3 separate regions of the Homo sapiens genome follow, and regions 2 and 3 are each linked to region 1. Evidence: chromatin loops called from intact Hi-C (ENCODE). Cell type or tissue: heart left ventricle. All regions are shown on one strand.

Evidence for each region. Hi-C counts contacts between places; a loop is a spot of excess contacts. Peaks named below come from ENCODE experiments on the same cell type or tissue, not always from the same donor. Only the 100,000 strongest peaks of a DNase experiment are listed, where the experiment ranks them.
Region 2: a loop joins it to region 1, with 4 times the contacts of the local background. A loop is called at or near these places in 12 of 110 quality-filtered maps.
Region 3: it touches region 1 in a loop (2.9-fold over the local background); 22 of 110 quality-filtered maps call a loop at or near these places.

The regions. Positions count from the first base shown.
Region 1 is chr6:6,923,386-6,931,385 of GRCh38, reverse strand. No RefSeq gene overlaps it. Among named protein-coding and RNA genes, the nearest start is that of LINC03055, 42 kb to the right of the region's middle. In heart left ventricle, a CTCF peak has its summit at 3,148; DNase peaks (open chromatin) are centred at 3,335 and 3,735; H3K4me3 peaks cover 892 bases; H3K27ac peaks cover 1,466 bases.
Region 2 is chr6:6,726,823-6,734,822 of GRCh38, reverse strand. All of the region lies in intron 2 of LOC101928004 (a long non-coding RNA gene), which reads left to right. LOC101928047 (a long non-coding RNA gene) reads right to left here. Exons shown (of 6, transcript XR_001743949.2): 6 at 1,432-5,827. Among named protein-coding and RNA genes, the nearest start is that of LY86-AS1, 110 kb to the right of the region's middle. In heart left ventricle, no CTCF peak of the experiment used is centred here; a DNase peak (open chromatin) is centred at 3,756; H3K27ac peaks cover 1,379 bases.
Region 3 is chr6:7,235,346-7,243,345 of GRCh38, reverse strand. RREB1 (ras responsive element binding protein 1) reads right to left here. Exons shown (of 13, transcript NM_001003699.4): 11 at 2,744-2,908. Among named protein-coding and RNA genes, the nearest start is that of SSR1, 74 kb to the left of the region's middle. RefSeq lists enhancers at 6,743-6,842, 7,123-7,222. In heart left ventricle, CTCF peaks have their summits at 4,153 and 4,354 (motif pointing right); a DNase peak (open chromatin) is centred at 4,355; H3K27ac peaks cover 789 bases.

The DNA.
Region 1 (8,000 bases):
ATTCATGCTCAGGTTGCCATGGCTGTCTGGGTTTCCAGGGATGGCAGAGGGGGATGGTGAAAAGGAGGAAAGGGCTACTGAGCCTTCGTGGAGCTGTTCAAGGTCAGAGCCTCACCCTGTGCCCTGACACTGTGGCCCAGATGGCTGAGAGCGAGTTCAAGGAACTGAAAGATGCAGAAGTTTCCAGCACAACCAGAGAATATCTGATTGGCTTCTCTTTAACTGATAAAGACCCTTGTGCTTTAAAAACAATACCCTGGCCAGGCATGGTGGCTCATGCCAGTAATCCTAGCACTTTGGGAGGCTGAGGTGGGAGGATCACTTAAGGCCAGGAGTTTGAGACCAGCCTGCGCAACACAGTGAGACCCCCATCTCTAAAAATAATAACTAACAAAAAATAAAAAAAAACAGCAATAACCCAAGCTTAGGCTCAAGAGGGAATATCAGCAGAGAGATAGGAAAGTGAAGAGTGGTACCATGGGATGGCCCAAGTTCAGATACCCTTTGAAGGCAGGGCTGGAGACTGTGTTCGATTGGGAATGGGAGAGGCCCTGTCCTCAGCCTGTGGAGCCACTGGCCCCTGTGCTTTCTTGTTCTAATTCACAGAACCAGGAAAGAGGAGAGGGTGGGATGGGAAGGGCTGGCACCCCTGCTGCATCCACCTCTAGCCTTTGGAAGGCGATCAGGAAGCTGTGCTGATGGTACTGGACGGGCAGCTGCTGACTGAGGAAGCGATGGCTCTGTGCCCAAGGTGGGCTTTGTGACCAGGGGAAGTCCTTTCCAGAGGAAGCCCTTGAAGCCAAGTATCCTATAAGGGGAGGATTCTGTGTCTTCTTTTTCTTACTTTCCTTTTTTGAGAAAGCCTCTAGACTCGTACCACCCGAGTCACTGTTTATTTAGCGCTCTTGCAAGGCTGGCTCTTGTCACCCGTGTCTGAGCCTGTCCCTGCATTAGCCTCTTCCAGGGAAGCCTGGAAATTTCCATCACTCCTCTCTAATGCAACCCTACTCTGCCCCAGCCAGACTGCCCTGGGAATGTGTTAGCTTGACAGCAGAGAGCAGTCGTTCTCATTCTTGACTGCTCACTTGAAGCACCTGGATGGATTTTAAAAGTTCAGATGCCCAGATGATACATGGTGCAGTCAAATCAGAATCTCTAGGGGTGGATCCCAGGCTCGGGAGTTTCTAGAACTCCCCAGGGTGATTCCAATGGCTGCCAAGCTTGAGGGTCAGCATGGGGCTTCTGAGTGCATCCAGATTGCCTGGACTCGATTCTCATCTCTGCCACTGGTACTAGTCTTGGCCCAGTTATTTTCCACGTCTGCCACAGTTTCCTCATCTGTAAAATGCAAATCATAACGGTACCAATAGCATATAGCATTAGTATGAGGATTAAATAAGTTAATATGTGCTACGGGCTTGGAAAGTGGCTGGCACAGTCAGTGCTCTAAGTGTTTGCCGTGTGTGATGCCAGGGAGCACATCTTAAGAGGGACTTGGGCAAGAGGAACAGGCAGGGGACAGAACCTGAGGATGTGTCTCACGAGCAGAAGTGTAAAGACCTGGAGGTGTATTTCTCCTGGAAAGGAGGAGGCTTTGTTGAGATAGGATGGTCATCTTCAGATTCCTATCAGATGGGAAAGAAATGACGCTTGTTCTGCATGACTGTGGAGGAAAGAACAAGGATTCAGTAGCGAAGAGTTTCCAGCAGAGCCATTCATTCACTCTGCAGTGAGATGGACAGTGTCAGGAGGAGTGACTTCCCAGGCTCTGGGATGTTCTAGCAGCATTGCGTCAGTTTTTGGTGGAAAGGTTATAGGAGGAATCGGAATGGAACGGAAGGACTTTCAAGGCCTTTTCTAGCCCATGCCTTGCATGTACTGAGCAGTGCTAAATGTTAGTTGTTATGAAATGCTGTCTTGAAGTGGGCAAGGCCTGGCAGGGGATGGTGGTGGAGGCTATCATTGAGTCTAAAACTGTGTCCAAGAGAGTACTAGGCTGAGCATGGAGGCTCAAGCCTGTAATCCCAGCAATTTGGGAGGCTGAGGTGGGAGGATCGCTTGAGCCCAGGAGTTTGAGATCGCTTGGGCAACACAGTGACAGCCCATCTCTACAAAAAATAAAAAAAATTAGCCAGGTTTAGCGGGGAGCAACCGTAGCCCTGGCAACTTGGGGGAGGCTGAGGGTGGAGGATCCCTTGAACTCAGAAGTTGAAGGCTGTAGTGAGCCATGATTGCACCACGGCACTGCAGCCTAGGCAACAGAGGAAGGCCTTGTCTCAAAAAAAAAAAAAAGAAAAAAAGAGAAGACCAAGGTCAAATGAGGTGGAGTCAAACCTGTTCTCAAATTGAGGGGTGAACACGGGGGCTGGGGTTGGAACCTGGCCCGTGCAGGCATTGGAGAGGAGCCAGTTAAGACGCCTGCCTAGGCCGGGCGCGGTGGCTCACGCCTGTAATCCCAGCACTTTGGGAGGCCGAGGCGGGCGGATCAGGAGGTCAGGAGATCGAGACCATCCTGGCTAAAACGGTGAAACCCCATCTCTACTAAAAATACAAAAAATTAGGTGGGCGTGGTGGTGGGCACCTGTAGTCCCAGCTACTCGGGAGGCAGAGGCAGGAGAATGGCGTGAACCTGGGAGGCGGAACTTGCAGTGAGCCAAGATCGCGCCACTGCACTCCAGCCTGGGCGACAGAGCGAGACGCCGCTCAAAAAAAAAAAAAAGACACCTGCCTAGGGGTGAGTATCGGGCTTCTGCTGTGAGGAGGGGTCGAGATACCTACAGGCCCTCTACTGTTAGTTCTGGACACAGGATAGATGGCTGGGCTGGCTTTGTTTAAGGCATAGGGTCAAAGAAGACACTTTCTAAATCTCAAGAGCTCAGCCTTAGTAGGTTTCCACCCAGGACGTCCGTGCGCCATACCGTGCCCTGTGCCTTCTTCACTCCCTCTGGCCTCCCTCTCTGTACAGATTCCTAGCATTTTGCCTACCCTGGGGGAATTCTACCCAGCCTATTTCACTTGACTTTTCCTTTTGGCGTGGGGCAGAGACAGCACTAGTTGTGACACTATGGTATTTCACTAAAAATCAAGCCACATGTCCCTTTTACTAAGTCAGCCCCACTCTCACCCTCTAGTGTTTGCCCAGCACATGTTCAGCCACATCCCTTGTGTGAGCTTGGTGGGTGGCTTCCGCACGGCGCCTGGTCCTCATTCTGCCCCACCCCTGCTACCCTCCTCTGCAGGGCTTCAGGGTTGTGATCCTCGGTCCTACTTCTCCCTGGCTGACCTGACCCCTTCAAGCCCAGTGACCCCCTTCCCTCAGCGTCTCTGCCACTCTGCATAGCCACACCCCGTAGGAGGCTCCACCCTCCGGATGGCCATCTCGGAAATGGCTTTGTAGCCACCACCCCGTCCTTCCATGGGTCCCACTCACTCGTTCCTGCTAAGCCTCTTCTTCGCCTTTATCGCGGCCCCTGGAGCCCCTCCTTGTGTTTGGCACTGTGGACCCGTCCTGGTTGCATCTGTTCCCTCCCTCCCTCCCTTTGTGGTGAAATGATTTGGCAAAGTTCTCAAAAGCACCTCCCTTTTCTTACCCTCTTGACCTTCCCCTGTGTCTCCCTGGGCAATCCTTTCATCTACTCCTGATCCCAAAGTGCTGAATTCCACTGAAGAGATTTGTGCCCCGAAAGTAATTGGACGCCCTGCCCAGTCCTGCTGGGGACGCTCCCAGTGCCTTCAGGCATGGTCCTCTGACTCCGTTTTTAGCTCCCTATCAGATTCCCAGGACAGCTGCTCCAAATCTTTTCCACTCTCCTCCAGCCCTAACTGACCCTGCTCGTTCCCCTCTCCAGAACAGACCTCTTCACTGCATTGGCTAAGCAAACCACCCCTCCCCACTACGGAGATTGCTGACTTTTTTTTTTTTTTAATGGGGATAATTTCTCATTCTCTTTTTCTTTCATTTTGTTTTGGGGGAGAAATGTTCCTTATTCTTTCTAAGGCTAAAGCCCCCACCCTTGCTGCTAACCTTCTCTTTATTTATTTATTTATTTTTATTTTTGAGACAGGGTCTCACTGTCACCCAGGCTGGAGTGAAGTGGTGCAATCATAGCTCTCTGCAGCCTTGACCTCCCAGGCTCAAATGATCCTCCTGCCCCAGCCTCCTGAGTAGCTGGGACTACAGGCGTGAGCCACGGTGCCTGGTCTCTCTTCTTTCTCTGCGATCCTGCTCAGCTGTCACTTCTTCTCATCTTAAACCTCCTTTTCCTCTGAGCCCTGAATCTTGAGACTTTCTCTAGTTTCCTTCATCTTACAAAACAACCAGCAGCAAAGCTCTTATCTTGTTTTCCTCCTGCCTCCCTCCTTTCTCTGTCATCTTCCTCATTTTCTCAACCCCTTACCATCCGAGTTCCCCTGTCCCCATGAACTAGCCACACGGAGCTAATGTCCCTAAACTATGCCTTGCCATCTCCCCCTCCCAGGGAGGCAGCCGGCGAAGTGGAGAAAGTCCTGGCATTGGAGTCAGCCTTGCAGGGGTTCACATCTGGGCTTTGCCCCGTATGCGTTATATACTCCTGACCCTCATTTGATACATTTTTAATCTTTCCGAAGTCCAGTTCCCTCCTCTGAAAAATGGAAGCAGTGATACCTAATTTATTTGGTTGTTGTGAGTATAAATGAATTTATACTTCTAAAGTGTCCAACATACAGTTGGTGTAAAATTTTAAAAAATGATTCCCATTTATCCCTTGCTTTAGCTAATGCTGATTCCTTCATGCGGTATGCCTTTGCCTTCTTCCACGTACCTGTTGGATTTCCACCCGCCTCTCAAGGACTAGGTACTTCCTTCCCTTTTCAGCTGCTGGGCCCAAGTCCTTGAAGTTATTTTTCCCTCTGAACCTTGTTTCTCTATTGCAGCAGGTGCTGTGGTCTGCCTTGTATCAGGATCGTTGGTACATGTTTGTCTGGCCTGCATACAATCAGGAGCCTCTGGGGGCAGCGATATTGAACTCACCTTTGCATCCCTCTAGAGTACCTTTGGAGAGTCTTGCATATAACAGTTCCTCAGTGACAGCTAAATTTAAAAGAATTGCTTGCTGTGAGTATACCTTAATAATTTGAAAAACAATTCTAGCTGATTTGGTTCCCACACATGAATATACTTCCAAATCTTGTAGAGTTTACAATGAAATAGAGATTTACAATGTAAAGGTCTTCTAATGAACACCCTCAGGTCTGGCCAGATTTTGGGAGGTCCTTATGCTGCCTTGTGGACATTATTTGTCTTCAGGTTACTAAGGTCCTGTGTCGGCAAGTAGTTAAGACATTCGCTGCCTGGTGGAATTGATCACATTTCTCGTGTTAAAGGAAATGGCCAGGCTAGCAGATATCTGAGATTCCTTCCAACTTGAACGAACTATGACTCAGTGATCATGTTTAGAGTGTGATGTAATGAAGATACTCATTTGTAAAAGTGACCAAGGATGCTTCTCATGTTTGTCCTGTAATGAAAGTTCAAAAAGAAGGGTTAGGGTTAGGTTAGGGTTTAAGGTTAGGCTTGGGGGCTGTTTTCTCAAGTGCATTAGTTAATTCATTTTTTTCATGCCATCAATACTGAGCACGGACTGTGTGTGCCCAGTTTGGTGTTGGGCACTGGGAACAAGACAAGTCAAGCTCAGTCTCAGCATAACCCAGTTGGCATCTGGCACACTCTTCTTGGGAAATAGAGACAGATGCATGGAGGTGGGCCGTGGGCTGGGCGACTGCCTGGGCTTAGTGGCCAGTGTCAGAGAGGACAGTCTGGAGGGACAGTCTTCAGCAGTAGTAGCACCTGCCCCTCCTGGCAGGACCCTCCACATGGTTACTCGGGTCATGAGTCCCTGGGCTTGTCACATTATCCACAGGCCGGCTGAAATGCCTTCTGCTATACACACCACGCTTCCCTCAATTCATCTTTCAATCTGGAGGATTTACAAAGATTTATACCATTAAGAGCAAGATCTCAACAACATGCCGTATGGGGAAAACCTGTTTTGCTTCTGCCCTTATAGGTATTAGTCTGTAAGCTCTTCTGGGCAGGGACCCATTTTCTGTGTCATGGTTCTCTGTGCAAAGCTTTATTCCTTCTAAGGGCCAGGGTTTCACATGTTTGGGTCTATTCCTCTATCCAGGATTAACATGGAGGAACCATTGACCAATGGTAATTTACATTTTATATTGAGGCACGTGGGTCTGAGTCCTATCTTATATCCCCTAAGAAAACCTAAAGACAGGAGGAGTTGAGGACGCCAGTTTTTCTTAGCGTTGAGCCTGCGTCTTGCTGAGGAGCACCTGGGCTGAGATGCGCTCATCTTCCTCACAGCCTGGAGGCCATGGTTTTTGATTCTCCAGGGGTCTGGAGGCAAGAATGGAGGACAGATGGGAGGGTCAGTGGCCTCTTCTGTGTGTTCCCTGCACCTGGCCACAAATCAGATGGGCATGCGTCATGGGTGAACTGCTGTCAAGGACAGGGAAGTCACAGTACTGCCATCTGGGCTGTGGCAGGAAAGGGATACATGGAATCTTTCCCAGTTCTTGGTGATTTTGCAGGACCTTGTGAATCCCTTTTCTTCTCTCCTACTGGCCATCTCCCTCTATAGTGGACCACCTGTCAGAAACCCATGTGAAGAGACCCAGATTCACCCCCGTGTCCACATAGACAAAGCAGAGGGGAGGGGAAGGTAGAGAATGGGGAAAGGATGGTGGTCCTAATGCTTTCTCTAAGTGGGTCAGGAGCAGGAGAGAGAGGAGGGCAGGTAGAGTGCAAATAATCACAAAATAATTTTTTTATTTTTAGCCAACAAAATGAATCAAACAGCAACTACTATTTGTTGATGACCTATTATGTTTCTAAGTACTTTATTATTATTATTATTTTTGAGATGGAGTCTCGCTCTGCCACCCAGGCTGGAGTGCAGTGGTACAATCTCTGCTCACTGTAACCTCTGCTTCCCAGGTTTAAGTCATTCTCCTGCCTCAGCCTCCCGAGTAGCTGGAATTACAGGCCCACGCCACCACACCTGGCTAATTTTTGTATTTTTAGTAGAGACAGGGTTTTGCCCTGTTGGCCAGTCTCGTCTTGAACTCCTGACCTCAGGTGATCCGCCTGCCTTGGCCTCCCAAAGTGCTGGGATTACAGGTGTGAGCCAACATGCTTGGCCTGTTTCTAGGTACTTTATCTTACAATAGCCATATGGTAGATCCTGTGTCCATTTTACCTATGAGGACACTAAGGCTGAGAGGCTGAGTAACTTATCTTCGCTAGTCACGGAGCTAGTAATAGGCACGTCTCTCTGACTTCAAAGCTCATGTTTCTTCTTGTTCAACTGCCTCTGTGAAGTCTTAATTCAGAAAACTCTTCTGTGAGGTATATCCAGGGTCCATAAACATTTTACGTGAATCTTCTGTGGCTTTTACGATACATCCGTGTGTGTGTGTACATATATACCTATATAGACATGTGAAATGGAATGTAAGGGAGACTTCTGTTGTCTACGACAGGCAGAGCCTTCCTGGGGCTTTTTCCCAGTGGAACCATTGAATTCTTAGGTCCTGAAACTGGATTTGGTCAGTTAAATGTTGACCAAAGGTCTGACTCATGCTAACCAAATTGACTGAAAAAAAAAGTGTCCCTGAGCCCAAATAAGGTTTTTAACCTAATTCTATATGAAAATGTCAATGATCTGTAACCCACCTAATCCGAATTCTCTTTATCCTCAGTGCACTGGTCCAAGCCACCTTCACCTCTGAATTATCACAACAGCCTCCTCGTACTTCCTGCATCTATCTTTGCCACCTCAGCCTCCTTCCCTAATCCAATCCTGAGGTGCACACTTGAAAAACTAATATTTTAGTTAATAAATTCGGAATACCTTTCTAGGTTAGTGAAATTATTTTCCACTGGAAGGAACGTGGCTTAAAAATCAGGGCCAGTCATTTGCCCAAGGCCCTTCCATCTAGTGGGC
Region 2 (8,000 bases), 200 kb after region 1:
AACGAGCTTAGAAAGCAGATTGAGAGGGAAAGACTGGGTGAGGGTGGGGTGGTGGTGGAGAACCAGGCCAGAGGGTCATGGAAGCCAGGGGAGAAGAAATTTCCAGGAGGAAGAGTGATGAGTCAGTGCCCCGCAGAGGTTATTAAGACACAATAGAAGTGTCCATTAGACTTGGAAATTCAGCAGTAACCAGTGTGATAAGAGCTGGTTAATGGACATGTGGTGGGTCCCAACACCAGCCTACAGGAGGTTAGTAAGTAGGACAGTGAAAGTACTTTTAGAAAATTTGGCAAAGAGGGGCAGAAGTTAGAGGGAATGCCAAAGCTGCTGGAGGAATCTGATCGCTAGTTTCTGTGTGTAAGGTTTTCTGCTGTTTTGCTCGGAGGCAGGGGTTTATAATGGTATTTACTTCACGAAGGCTCAAGTCTCCAGCGGTGTGTCTGGAGGGGGTTATATATGCCAGAAAGGGGTTGGAGTAACAAACCAAGAGATCTGCCCACTTTTTAACCACCCACTCTTCTGCTCGACAGCTGCACCTGTGCCTTTGCAATTCAAACCTAGGGACTCGCCACCCTCAGTGCCCAGTCAAAACCCGCTAAAGCCCTGGCAAGGAAGCCGTTTGGTGCAATTCCTGCTATCCCTGGGAGAGTATTTTTGTTGTCTTCATTATGGTTTTGCTTTTCCCTGGAGAGAATTGTGATGGGTACGACGAAGGGCACACCTGGAGAGAGGGTGAAGAGAACAGGGAGGGGATGCTAGCGCAGAGAGGAGAATGAGGTCTGCACAGCAGTGTCAGGCCAGTGAAGGCAGGAGCGAGCAGGAGGCAGGGCAGGGGTGAGTTGCAGAGCTCAGGGCATTCATGACTGGCCAGCTCACCTTTCCCTGTTTAGTAGGGGGCAAGGCTTCCTATTGTGCAGGATGACGAGGGAGCCATGAGGCTCCAGGAAAAAATCTGAGGCTGAACTGTTGTGGGGGCTGAGAGGGAGCTGAATGGGGCTGGGAGAGGACTGTCTCATCACCATGGCCCGATCAAGGCTAAGGATGCAGACTTGGTGTCCCTGGCGCAAGTGGTCCAGAGTTTCTTCCATCAGTGCCATCAAGATGGGGGAAGGAAGAAAGTACGTGGGAATTAGGGGAGAGGTCAAGACTGTAAGGCAGGTGAGATTATGGGCTGATGGGTCAGAGGATCTGGGGGTCATGAGCAAGTCATCCTTTCTCTAGCCCCTCCCACCCCAGCCTCTTTATTGAAAAGCTGGTTTATTTCACTCCTGTGTTTTGATACAGAGAGAGGCCGGTGGGAGCATTTTTCCTTCTGGTAATCCATGCGCTGAAACAAGACCTGGCAGTGAGGAAGGGCCAGGAAAGGAGGCAGGTGGGACTGGTTGGCAGTGGGAGGCAGAAGAACTATGCTGATAGACCAGACCTAGCGTGTGATTTTTCTTATTAGGCTTTGTTTTTAGAGCAGTTTTAGGCTCACAGCATAACTGAACAGAAAGTACAGAGTTCCCATATGCCTGCCCCCACCCCTAAACGGTTGCTTCCATCAACATCCTGTACCGGCGTGGTCCATTTGTAACAGCTGATGAACTGACATTAACACATCATTTTCACCCAAAGTTCACAGTTTGTATTAGCGTTTACTCTTGGTGTTGTACATTCTATGGGTTTAGACAAATGTATTATGCCATGAATCCATCACTGTAATATACAGTTTCATTGCCCTAAAAATCCTCTGTTCTCCACCTAGTCATCCTTCCCTCCCCTCTAACTCCTGGCAACCACTGATCATCTTCCTGTCTCCATAGTTGTCTTTTCCAGCATGTCACATAGTTGGACTCATACAGCATGTGTAGCCTTTTCAGATTGGCTTTGTTTACTTAGCAATATGCATTTAAGTTTCTTCCATGTCTTCATGGCTTCCATATTGCGTTTTTTAGTACTGGATAATATTCCACTGTCTTGATGCACGATGGTTTATCCATTCACCTATTGAAGGACATTGTTTCTAGCAATTTTATTCATTGGTTGCTACAACATGGAAGCAGTGAAGGGTATGTGCAGGGTTTTGTGTGGACATGTTTTTAACTCATTTGAGTAAATACCAAGGAGTACAAATTCTGGAGTATATTGCAAAAGTAGTTGCTTTGTAAGAAACTGCCAAACTGTCTTCCAAACTACTATTTGGCATTCACACAGCAATGAATGGGAGTTCCTGATGCTCCACATCCTTGCCAACATTTGGTGTTGACGGTATTCTAGATTTGGCCATTCTAATAAGTGTGTAGCAGTATCTCGTTTTAATTCGCAATTCTCTAATGATATATGATGTGGAGCATCTTTTCATATGCTTATTTGCCAGCTGTATGTCTTTTGTGAGGTATCTGTTCAGATCTTTTGCCCATTTTTAATTAAGTTGTTTCCTTATTGAGTTTTAAGACTTTTTATATATTTTGAATAACAGTCCTTTATCAGATTTATCTCTTGCAAATATTTTCTCCAATCTGTGGCTTTTCTTATTTTCATGACAGTGCCTTTCACAGAGCAGAAGTTTTTAATTTTAATAAAGTCCAATTTATCAATTCTTTAATCATTTCTTTGGTGTTGTCTAAAAAGTCATTCCCAAACCCAGGGGTCATCTAGATGCTTTCCTATGTGACCTGCTAGGAGTCTTAGTTTTAGGTTTAACATTTGCATCTATGATCCATTTTAAATTAATTTTTGTGAAGGATATAGTCTGTGACTAGATTCTTTTGCATGTGGATGTCCAGTTGTTTCAGCACCATTTACTGAAAAGACTATCCTTTCCCCTTTGTCAAAGATCAGTTGATTATATTTGGGTGAGGTCTGTCTGGGTTTTCTATTTTTTCAATGAACAAATATGGTCATTGACCTATTTTGCCAGTGCAAGACTGTCTTGATCATAGTTTTTTGATTTATCAATTACAGGTAATATCAATTGGCTTCCTCAGAGTTAATGAAAAGTTGGCTCCCTTATGCTCTTATCTTTCCTCATCCCTCTTTATATAGCTGCATAGTTTTTTGTTTAAGTCTGTCATTCAGGCTGGAGTACAGTGGCATGATCTCAGCTCACTGCAGCTGCCTCCTTCCGGGATCAAGCAATTCTCCTGCCTCAGCCTCCCAAGTGGCTGAGATTACAGGCACCCACCACCATGCCCAGCTAATTTTTGTATTTTTAGTAGAGACAGGGTTTCACCATCTTGGCTAGTCTCAAACTCCTGACCTCAGGTGATCCGCCCACCTCCCAAAGTGCTGGGATTCCAGGCATGAGCCACTGGGCTTGGCCTATAGTTGCTTTTAATTACATCAATAATCACTTTATAACACCAAAACTATGTCGATATTGTTAATAGCAAATCTGCGTGGTGCATTAGGATTACATTTTTTCTTTAGATTTTGTTTCCCTTGAAGTTATCTCTTTGCCACACTTATTAACTTACATGCTACTTTTATATGCATATGTGTAATAGTTTAAAAACATGTCAAAAATTCAATATTCTTATAAAATGCAGAGCCCTATTTCCCTTGCCTTATAAGTGGGCTGTACTTAGTGAATTGCTTCTAACAAATAGAACATGGCAGAAATAATGACATGTGACTTCTGAGACTAGGTCATAAAAGGCATTACAGCCCCCCCCCACGAACTTTCTCATGGATTGCTTTGGGGAAAACCAGCTGCCATGTTAGGCCACTTGAGCAGCCCTCTGAACAGGTCCATGTGGCAGGCAGCTGAGGCCTGTTGCCCACAGCCAGCAAGGAACTGAGGCCTTCTGCCAACTGCAACATGAGTCAGCCATGGTGGAGGCTGATTCTACGGTTCTGGTCATGCTCTCAGCTGACTGGAGCCCCAGCTGACATCTTGACAACCTCAGAAGAGATCCTGAGCTGAAACTACCCAGCTAAGCTGCTCCCAGATGCCTCATGCTCAGAAAATAGAAGATAATAAATGCTTATTTTAAGTCTGAAAGTCTCAGGGTAATTCGTTATACAGTACAGCATATTTGATTTCTTTCTGATGATCACTTTGCCACTAGATCTGCCATATTTCTACTCTGTTAAGTCTATGTAATTTTTCCCTGGATGTCTTCCCCTTCTACTCTTGTGTGGACTGCACAGTGTAGCTGTCAGCTCTTCCACCCTGCTGACTGGACTCACTGGTTCCTAGGTCCCTTCTCTTCCCTTATTTTCATTTATATTCCTTTCTTTTCCTGAAACCCATCAACTATTAGCTCCTAGAAGGCATATGGAAGGTAAATTTTCGTCCTTGCATGTCTAAGGATAATTCTATCTACTTTTGTTCTTGATCAATGGTATGGTTGATTGCAGAATTCAAGGTAGAAAAGTGTTTTCTTTTAAAACTTTGAAGGCATTCTTTTTTTCTAGCATCCAATGTTGTGCTTGAAGTTCAATACCATTTACATTCTAGTTATTGTGTATATGACTTAGTTGTCCCCCTCATTGGAAGTTCTGGGCTCATTGATTTGTCCCTTGTGGAATTTTATGCTGTGCCTTGGCATATGTTTGCCGAAATAAAACCCAACTAAAAGTGGTTCATACTGCAAGTTGATTTTTTTTATCTTGCATAATAAGTCTAGAAATAAGGTGGCTCTGGGGTTGATTAACATTGTGGCTGACTTACATCATCAGGGACTCAAGTTTTCAAAAATCTGTTCTGCCAGAGTACCTTGGGTATTTCCCTTCATGGGCAGAAAATGGCAGCAGTGTATGTTCCAGATACAGAGGGTTGGGATTAGCTCTTCTGACTTGTGGAAACTGTGAAATATTTCCTACAATTAATCCCAGTCTTGAGTGAGTTTCTCTTGTGCTCCCATGTCCAAAATTAAGGGATCAGCTCTTAAACTTATCACCAGATAAAGGGAATACAATTAATAGAGTTTAGATTAATTAATCTTTACTCCATGGAACTGGGGTTAGGGTTGGTCTTTCCTGATAACATGACTTTGCGGTAGAATATGGGGATTTTAAACAATCTGAATCCTATTACAAAGAATAAGGCAAGAGCTATGGGAGGACCATCAAAATTGGCTGTTATAGGGGGTGTGTCACTCATTGTGATATACTTGTTGAGGTTGCCTATCTGCTGATGTCCCTCTTGTTTGCTGTTTGTCCTTGTGGATTTCTGCCATTTTGTTCCTTTATTATCATTTTAATGAGATCTGTGAAGGGAGAGGTGATAAATGTGTGTGTTCAATGTGTCACCCCTATTTGAAGCCCCTTAGCCTGTGCTTTTCAAACTGAGTTGTAATCTATTAGCAAGCTAGGCTCAGGATTTTAAAACAATGAAATAACATACAATACGATCTGGTATTTTCTGTATTGCAGAGAGTGAAGTGAAATATTGTTTCAGAAGATGTTTCAGTTGAGTATGAGTGGCTGCGTACTGAGTAGAGATGTAAAATGTGTTTCTCGCCATAAGCTGCATTGAAAAACTTCTGGGAAGCATTGCTTCAAATAAATCTCTTCTAAGCATTTTGTGCTCTACCATGTTATCTTACTGTGGCTGGTTTTACAGATATCTGAGGTTAGGAGAACACAGCTAGCATATTAAGCTCCATGCTTGCGTAAGGCAGCAGACAGGTAAGACTAAGAGGCACTGCGCATGGATACTGGCTAACACCTGCTCTCCGTAGTCAGGGCTGGTCCACAGAATGTGCAGAATTCTGCTTTCAGGAGTCTCCTATCCATTCAGCAAATGTCTGTCGAAAGGTTGCATTCCCCAAATGTTGGAGCTTCAGATGAGTTGTTCTCATGCTAGGCTTCTGCTGAGTTACGGCTCATAAACCTGGAGCTTCAAAACACAATGGGATCATGGTTGGTTTTCACAAAGTATTTTAAATCCATCTTGCCCTTTCCAGGCAGATGTATTCCGCAAAGCCTGATATGTACATTTCCTGTGTCTAAAGATTCTCAAGACATGAAAACATCCTACCGTGAAACCAATATTCTTAGAATCAAAATGCATCTTGGGAAGCTCTTTCCTCTGAGGCTGCTTTCAGCTGCTCCAGTAACCAGCATGAAACCCCACAACTCAACAATCCCCGTGGCCACAGGGTGGCCTGGAGAACTTCTCGGTCTGGTGGCCTTTTAGTCTCTTCTTGCCCTTAGGGTTTTGCCTCATTCAATGCCCCTGACTATTTCCATCTTGCCATCTTTGTTACATTGGTTTGTTGTCCATTTTGAAAATTCTTTGTTAATTTCTACCTACTTCCTCCAACATTTACTCCTTCCTCTCTTTCTAACTTACCCAATTACTGTCCTAACTGGTTTTTTCCTTCCTTACCATCCTTATTTTGCTGACTTTTTTTTTTGCCCTTCTATTCTCTGCTTCAACATCCCCCATGCAACCCCAGACCCCGTCCCTCTCGCTGTTTCCAAGCACTGTTGACATCCCCCTTGCCCCCTGCTGTGAAGGCCTAGGCTAGGCAGAACATGCCTCACAGACAGTGCACAGCGGGGAAGGCAGCCTGTGGGAGGTGGCGACTCTGAGGCTCTGAATATCAGAGCTGGGCCCTCACAAGGAAGGGCTCCTCTGCTATGTCTTGTCCAAAACTTTCATCATGTTACCCGTAGGAAGTCATAAAGGTCCCTCTTTACCAAATTTGCTGGTTACTGAATGTTGAGAGACTAACATTTAGTGGGACAGAATCAAGATCCAAAACATCTTGGAAGGCATGGAAATAGGCTGATTCTAACAGGAAAATATGCCACTGTCTTCACCTGGAGTGGGGGGGGGGGTGGCAAATGAATCGCACAGGAGCAGGATAACGGAGCTGTAGCTGAGGAGTGAAAAAGACTTAAAAGGGTTTTAGTCAAAAGTAGGGTAAAAGAAGCCACCAGCAGATGTGGACCCCACAAAGCTCATTTGAGGTTAGACTTGAGAGAAATACAATGGAGTGAGCAGCTGGTCACACACCACACTCAAAAAGGAAATGGCCAGCCATCCACATTTGTCAAGAGCAACCAGGGACAGGTCGAAAGAATTAAGCATGGGGCTGGGCGCAGTGGCTCATGCCTGTAATCCTAACACTTTGGGGAGGCCAAGGCAGGCGGATCACCTGAGGTCAGGAGTTTGAGACCATCCTGGCCAACATGGCGAAACCCCATCTCTACTAAAAATACGAAAATTAGCCAGGCATGGTGGTGTGTACCTGTAATCCCAGCTACTTGGGAAGCTAAGGCACAAGAATCACTTGAACCCAGGAGGCAGAGGTTGCAGTAAGCCCAGATCGTGTCACTGCACTCCAGCCTGGGCAACAGAGCAAGACTCCATCTCAAAACAAAACAAAAAAAAGGCTGGGTGTAGTTGGCTCATGCCTGTAATCCCAGCACTTTGGGAGGCCGAGGTTGGACAGCTCATGAGATCAGGAGATCAAGACAATCCTGGCTGACATGTTGAAACCCCGTCTCTACTAAAAATACAAAAAACTAGCCAGGCATGGTGGCACACACCTGTAGTCCCAGCTACTCAGGAGGCTGAGGCACAAGAATCACCTGAATCTGGGAGGCAGAGGTTGCGGTGAGCCGAGATCACACCACTGCGCTCCAGCCTGGGCAACAGAGCAAGATTCCATCTCAAAAAAAAAAAAAGTGCAGGGAAAAAAGGATGTGATAACAGTATTCAGATAATGAGGAAGAGAAATCAGACATTAGGCTGCAAGGCAGAGGACTAAGTTCACTGGAGTTAGGCTTCATTTTCAACAGAGACGCACTTCACAGTAGCCGAAGTTGTCCAATGATGGATGGGCTGCTTCATGAGGAAGTATGTCTCACTTTGAAAAAGTTTGAATATTTGGTGCAATGTTTCCAAAGAGATTCAAACGTTGGATATGTTCTTAAACAAGACGGCAATCATAACCATTTATGGTTGATACTAATGCTAAAACAATAGGAATAACATTAATTGGGCACTTACTATTGATATGTGGTGCTCAGTGTTTTCTGTACATTATCTTATTTAAACC
Region 3 (8,000 bases), 310 kb before region 1:
AACCCGCAGCTCCTCCTACAGGACTGTGGAGACAGCCCTAGTCAGCTCAACAATTAAAGATCTATTGCTTCCTAAAAATTAAATGAGCCTCAACCACTGTGACAGACTACCAACCTAAGTAATTATCTGACCTGGCAGGGGTGCCTTTGCAGGGGAAGCTGCTGTGTCTGCACTCCACCCAAAGCATCTGAGGATGGAGAGGGTTTCCTGAGGTGTAGTCCATGCTGACATGTGGGACTTCTGGGCTGGTAAAGGCGGCCACCATTAAGGGAGAGCTTAAACACTTTCATGTTTATACGAATTAAAAACAGCCCTATGTAGGTGCCTACAAACACAAAGACGGGGCATCATCGGAGGAAGGACCAAGGGCATATCCCTCAAGGGCAGAGGGGGCCAGGCTGCCTCTCTGTCCAGGACAGTGAATGAAGAATTTCAGTTGAAATTTGAATATTCAAAATGGACCTTTAAGGGAGAACTGCCCCCACTGTGGCATTTTTAGCATTCTTTTGGGGGACTTTATGAGACTGAAAAATGTCAGACCTACATTATAAAACATGTGTAGGAATTTTAAGAAAATGCCACCTAGGCATACAAGCCTAGAAAACCCCTCAAGGACCTCCTTGGTCATTTCCTTCCCCCCCCCCCTTTTTTTTAAGTGGTCTTCCTTCAAAGCCTCACTTTTTAAACTTCACTGGGGGGGGGGAACCCAGAATGAAGGCTTCACCCCATGTCCATCATGCTCATCTGCATTTTAAAATCCTCCTTGAAATCACTAAACTCTGCCTCCCTAAACTTTTCCCTCCCACTTAAATCTCAGTCCCTTTTCTCACCATGGACTGTGACCACAACTAAACCAAACATGTATTTTCTCTTTGCTGGTTTCACATTACAACTTTCAGTGACTTTTCTTTTTCTAGAGGCTTTGTCCCTTCAAGGAACCCTATATAACTTCCGGGGTGGGGTGGAGGTGGGAAAGGGCTTTGTTGGGATTTGGACAACAAAACCTATGACTGCAAACTTATAAATACACTTGGTGCTGAACCGAAGCTAAGACCACAAATTCCGACTCAGCTTTGTGTCTGCAGATGTCAGCAGGAGCCCCAGTCTTTGTTCCTCCCTTATGATAAAGAAGCTGAATGCAAAATGCACATCCAGCACGGAGTTACTAAGACTTATTTGTAAACATGGAAACCCAAGGGCTCCCCCTCAGCTCCCTCAGTTACCGGCTGCTTTCGCTACTGTGGAACCACTATGGGAAGATCACAGGGCAGCTTTCTAAACCAGGATGAAAGAAAATGTTCCAGACTAACAGGTAATGTGGCGGCTGATGGTTAAACATTAACAGGATGGTCTGCAGCAAACGCGTGCCTGCCAGCACTGGTGTGCGCTTCCAGTGGGCTGAACTCCAGGTCATCTTTGGCTCACAGGGGTCCAAGTTAGGCTAAGATTCCGTGGGCACCCACATCTTTCTTCACTCAAAGATACTGGTGAGTTATGTGGAAGTGGAAGCTGGGGAAGCAGTGAACAAACCAGCTTACCCTTTCATACCCTCAGAGGATCTGATCTAGACTGGCGGTTGGGCAGTCAAGAGCACTCACAGTTGGTTTCACTAGGGCTCAGTGGGAGGCGTAGAGATGGGCAAAGGGTGGCCTCTCCACTTCAGATACACCCTGTACCCCTGTAACCAAGGTAAGGACAAGGGGCTAAGATTAATGCCCAACCCTCTTCCACACTGACTCCTGAGGCAGGGGTGCCTCGTAACTACAGGGCACCCCATCTCCACCCTAGTCTGAGGAATAGAAGCCACAGGACGCAAATACAACCCTAAAAAAACACAGCTGGGGGGATCTCTTCGCAGCCACAAGATAGTGTCAGGTTTTCAAGACTTGCAAAACTGGACCCAGCACCATGATGCTGTCCCTGTTACTAATCAGTGCCAACTGGCGGGATATCTAAGTGGCCTGCAGCAGGCTGGCTTTCGTTTTGTTTGCTCTTGGGGGTGAGGATGGAGAACCCCAGCAGTCCGAGCGGATGGAGTGTACTGATAGAGGACATGAGTAAATTCAGAAACTATAAGGGAAACAAGGTGGCACAAGACGTATCGGGCAGCCGTTAATTGCTCTGTGGGTGCTGGAGGGAGGAAGCACACATCAGCACAGGAGAATAATACCCGGATTCAGGTCAAGCAGAGATGTGATTAAAGAAAGGACATGCACAGTGCTTTTTCAAACAAGGACAGTCTTACACCGGGAAGAGAGTTATTGAAAAGAAGAACACCGCACCCCTCGTTCCTACAATACCCTGATATCCCAGGGAGCCCAGGCCTGCTCCCGAGGAGGCTGCAGCGGCTAAGGCTCCCCAAACCTTTAGGTTTCACATCCCCTTTAGATGAGTTCATACCCAGGGCTAAAGTTGTAAGCCTTCCCATACATCCCACCTCCCAACATCGGGAACAAAGGCCTCTTCTGCCAAGAGGGTGACAGATCTTCCCTAGCAGCCCCGAGAGTCACCGAGGGGCACTGTCACTGTTTTCTGCTGTCTGTCTAGGCGATCTGACCCAGGAGTTATACTCCCTCCCAATCATCAGCAGGGCCTGCCTTTCTATTAACAGGCTGTGGGCTCTGAATCCTACAGAGAAGTGAACAAGCAGCCCCTCCACAGCTCGGACTGGAGTTTGCTACAATTCTTAACCGAACTCCTCTCTCTCCCTCTTCCTGGGTTCTTGTTCACCTGGCGGCACTACCTGTGCTATCATGGGATCCAACATCACTCTCTTTTGACTGGGGGATAAGCCCGTTTCTTCTCAGGGAACAGGTGGTAACTCCGTGTTTGCGCAACTGGTGGCGTTCACAGTTAGATTTGGTAGAAAAGAAGGCATCGCATTTTTGACAAGGGAAGGGTTTCTGACCTGAAGCAGGAAAAAAAATATATATTTATCTGGCTTTCTACTGCAATGAAATAGAAAAGTCGCTTTTGTTTATTCTCCTGGGATCATTGGCAGTTGTTCCCCCCTCCTCCATCCCTTCAAGAAAATTAACAAAACACATTAGAAAAAAAAAAACCATCAATGACTAAAATGATCATTCTCCCTTTTCCTAAGTTGAATGGAATATGAATTTTTGTCCTCAAAATACTAAAATAAATGAAACTGAAAAATATACATTTAAAGTAAAACAACGGTATTACAATTAAAATATTAACGACAACAAAAAAAAGCGAATGAAGAGATTTTAGAGCACAGCAAGAAAACACCTATATTCTATCACAAAGAGAAAGACGCCCTCTAACGAGTTCTAGTGTGGCAAGGACACCGTAATATGGACACTAGGAAATCCAATGGGGAACCCCTGGGTATCTTTGGGGGCCCATGAAGAGAAGAAGTCAGGGACAGCCCCCAGCCAGGGTGGCCAGTCCCCCTTCCTGGCCTTGGTGGCTGTGTCCCTCCCACAGGGGAACGGGAGCAGTGAGTTCTGACTTCCCAGGACAACTCCTGTCTGACTTGCCGAGACATCCTGCAGTGACCTCTGTTCAAGTTCACTGTGGTCCTAGGTGGCAACAGTCAGGAGATCTTCTCATTAAAGGTTCTTTGTTCCCCCTGCTCCAAGCTTGGTTGCAAATGAGTGACCAATACGTAACTATGTCTGCATTTGATCATGTGCTCCACTCAACAGATGTGCATGTGAAGAGGACATTTTGGCAGCCCTGCCTCGCCCCTAGACCCATCCCAAACGCACAGATGGGTGAGCCACTGAGAGAGGCACAGTCCCCTCCTGCTTTGGTCTGCCTACCCTCTCCTTTTACTTGGATTCCTTTTGTGCTGTAAACATCATGTTTCAAAATGCAATAGAAGCTCCTCTACAACTTGTCCTGGGTTTGTGCGGATGCATGTGAGGGAGAAAGAAAGCACAAGGGAAAAAGGAGGTGGAGAGGAAAAGAGAGGAGGAGGGAGGGGATCAGGGGCCTTCAGGAGGCGGAAGTTGGTGGTGCATCACTTGTGTATCACTGAATTCCTCCCTTTCCCCCAAGTTGCTGGAGTCCAAGGTCCCAGTTGCTAATGTTACAGGGTAAAAGGTTTTGTGTGTTAACCAACATGACTTCAGAGCTGGGGCCCAGTACTTTTGTCTCATAACCCTAGGATTGCCACAATTAAACACAGCTCCCTGGAAACACAGATCACAGGGGCCTCTGGCGTTAGATTAATGTCGATAGAAGCCTGAACTAGTGCAGGTGCCCAAGGCCACGCACTCCCCTGTGAATGCACAGCAAGGGCCTGGCACCTGGGGACCAGCCAGAGGGGCCACGTGTTTTCCCAGGGGAAGGAGGGACTAGCCTTAACCGGCACTGGCTGTGTCACACGACTCCAGGGGGCGCCATTCATACAGAGCCTGAAGGTGTGGACCTGGCACCGCCCCCATGACAGCATGGCCACAATTTCACATCAGGAGTAATAATCAGAGACAGGGGACATTGATTCCCTCCTGAGCTAAAAGACCCTTTAAGATGATGCTTACAAATCTCCTCAGGCGCTTTTAAGAATAAAGATGCAACAATCAAAGACAACAGAATTAGAAACCCGGAAAGGGCAGAATCAGACACCCAGAAATCCGGCCTGTGTGCTTCTGAGTAGCTCCACAAGGCAACCTGAACAAAAGTGGAGAACCCCACTGACTGTTTTCAGGGTCTCCTCATATCATTCTGCAGGTGTTTTCTGCAAAATTTATTTTTAAAACATCCACATTAAAAAAAAAAAGTGTGACTAGTTGTACAGTATGTCAGTGTTCATGGTGCGTCTTCCAAATTACTTCTTGTGGTCATGTGCGGTGGCTCACGCCTGTAATCCCAACACTGTGGGAGGCCAAGGTGAGCAGATCACTTGAGGCCAGGAGTTCAAGACCAGCCTGGCCAATACGGTGAAACCCCATCTCTACTAAAAATACAAAAATTAGCTAGGCATGGTGGTGCACACCTTAATCCCAGCTACTGGGGAGGCTGAGGTGGGAGGATTGCTTGAGCCTGGGAGGCGGAGGTGGCAGTGAGCAGAGATTGTGCCACTGCACTCTAGCCTGGGCGACAGACAGACTCTGTCTCAAAAATAAAATAAAATGAAAAAAATTACTTATTGTTTTTCATTTAAAATTGAACACAGTATTTAATAATTTCAAGTAAAAATAAAGTACTTTTAACATTTTATTGTCAAAAGGTAACACTGCTGCTTCTCTGAGTCTGGCCAGATTGAGAAAAGAACTGGGCCAAGAGGAAAACAAGTAAGAAGCTACTATGATAGGATTCTTGATTTCAAAGAAAACAATCGGCTTCTCGCTCCCCCCTGTCACATGGTTTACTCTGTAATTTTCACACTGGTAAGTGCGTCACCTTTACAGTTGGTTAGGACTGCCAGGCTGACGTCCCCATGAGAAGGTCCCTATTAATGCTAAATTCAGAAAACAATCCATGATGTGAAAGTATTGCATCAAACTACAAAGGCTCCCAAAGTGACATAACAACTCACATGAGTCATTAGAAGCTCACATTTCACTGCGTAAGTCTGACATTTTTACATAGTGGTGGGCTCTCTGGATTGCAGGGATGCAGGAAAACGGGCCCGTTTAGTATTTTATAATAACGCAGGTTTCAAAAACACTTGTTGGCCAGCCATCTATATAGAAAGTAGCAAATGATTCTATTTATTTGGTAGCTGCCACGAATAACTGCTTTAGAAGGGGATTTGTAAAAGCACCTGTAACCACAGTGAGTTACCTGCGCACTCAGGACCTACAGCATTCTGCAAGCCCCAACGCGAGCGCTTAAACCATCAGCCAGCTGGGCAGAGTGGCTCATGCCTATAATCCCAGCACTTTGGGAGGCCAACGGAGGTGGATCGCTTGAGCCCAGGAGTTTAAGACCAACTTGGGCAACACAGTGAGACCTTGTCTCTATAACAAATAATAATAAAAAAAAAAGGCCGGCACGGAGGCTCACACCTGTAATCCTAGCACTTTGGGAGGTCGAGGCTGGTGGATTACCTGAGATCGGGAGTTCAAGACCAGCCTGGCCAATGTGGTGAAACCCTGTCTCTACTAAAAATACAAAAAATTAGTTGGGTGCAGTGGCGCGCACCTGTAATCCCAGCTACTCTGGAGGCTGAGGCAGGAGAATCGCTTGAACCCGGGAGGCAGAGGTTGTGGTGAGCCAAGATCACGCCACTGCACTCCAGCCTGAGCTACAGAGCAAGAATTTGTCTCAAAAAATAAAAAAATTAGCCAGGCATGGTGATGTGCACTTGTAGTCCCAGCTACTTGGGAAGCTGAGGCAGGAGGATCACTTGAACTCAGCCAGGAGTTCAAGGCTGCAGTGAGCTGTGATCATGCCACTGTACTCTAGCCAGGGTGCACACAGGCACTCTAGCTTGGGTGACAGGGTGAGAGCTTGTCTCAAAAAAAAAAAAAAAAAAAAAAAAACCTCCAAAAACAAACAAAAAAAATTAGCCAGTGTTTACTCTCCCAGAACAGTCAAGAAACGAAGAAGGACATTGGGGCAAGAGAAGAGTGAACAGTGAGAATAGTTTGATGAGGAGATTGGGGCCTTGGCCTCCAAGATAAAAAAAAAAAAAAACAGAACTGAAAACATTTCTGTTCATTTTTCAAAGACAATCAGGGTTAGAAAGGTGGGGTCTAACTAGCATAGAAAACCTTGCAGTTGCTTTTCTTTTTGTAACAAGATGACAGCCTGAGCAGCCCAGCCTTCTCTCCATTGCTCCTCCACCCCTGCAGGCAGGTTTCTTTCTTTTGGTATTTTCTCTCTGTATTTGGCAGAAGTGTACACAGGACTGGGTACAAACGGCCAAAGCTGTCTTTTAAGAAAGCTAAAAGGAGCCAAATACAAGTGGTGTCCCAGGTGCTTTCCACACCCAGGTTTGGATGACTCACTGACCGAAGCTCTGACCCTCACTGCCAGATAGAAGCAGGGAGGAAAGGGTGTGGGGGGAAAGCCTGAGCCGGCTCAAAAAAGGCGCTCAAAGCACCCATGAGAAAGTAAGCAAGCCAGGGAAGCCCGGAATGGACACCCCATAGTCCCAAGCCCATCACTGTGGGACAAGGAACTGGAGCAAAGGGAAGGGGGAAGAAAATGAGGACAGAGGCTAGAACAGACTGGCTGTGTTTCCTGGCACCCTCTCCTCCACCTGTGGCCTAAAAACACACGAGATGCTCCCGAGGGGTAAAGGCAGGAACAGTGCACTCTTGTCTCCTATGGAGTGGCGCGTTTAGGTAGAGAAAGGTAAGGAACCAGGAACTGTCCTCATCAGCAGGAAAGTATGGTCTGGGAGAGAGCTGGAGAGGAGTGGAAGGAAGGAGGAAAGGCAGGTGTGTGTGGAGACTGTGCCAGGGGGTATGAAAAATGACAGCCCTGCCAGCTTCCTCATCAAACACAGTTCCTGGAACCTGAGCCGGGAGCAAGAAAAGGCTGAGGCCACATGCTCCTTGCCAGCAGCCAGCAGGTATACCCCTCGTTGGACACTGAACACCGGATCTGCTTCTTGCTGCCCCTTTGAGGACTGGGAGGACTGGAGAACACGTGTTTTGAGACAAAGTAGAGACAGTACAGTAATCTGCTGAGGGGGTAGGAGGAGGCCAGCATTCAAGGTGTAGACAGTTTGTTTAAATGCAGTCCAAAACCAGATGCTGCTCAATGCTTCTGGCTGGAACTCAGCTAGATTTTAACACTGTACTCAAAAACACAAAACGGCCAGGCACCGTGGCTCACGCCTAAAATCCCAATACTTTGCAAAGCTGAGGAGTTCGAGAACAGCCTGGGTAACATGGTGAGACCTTGTCTGTACAAAAGCAAAAAACTAGAAAAAACAAAAATACCCCACAGAACATCTTCTCCGAATAACACCTTTGTTTGCAGGGTGGCTGCAGAGTCAATGTTTAACATGTGTACACTCAAGACTTTTTTCAAAGTTTTGGAGACAGCGCCTCACAGAAGCCTAGGGAGCCAAG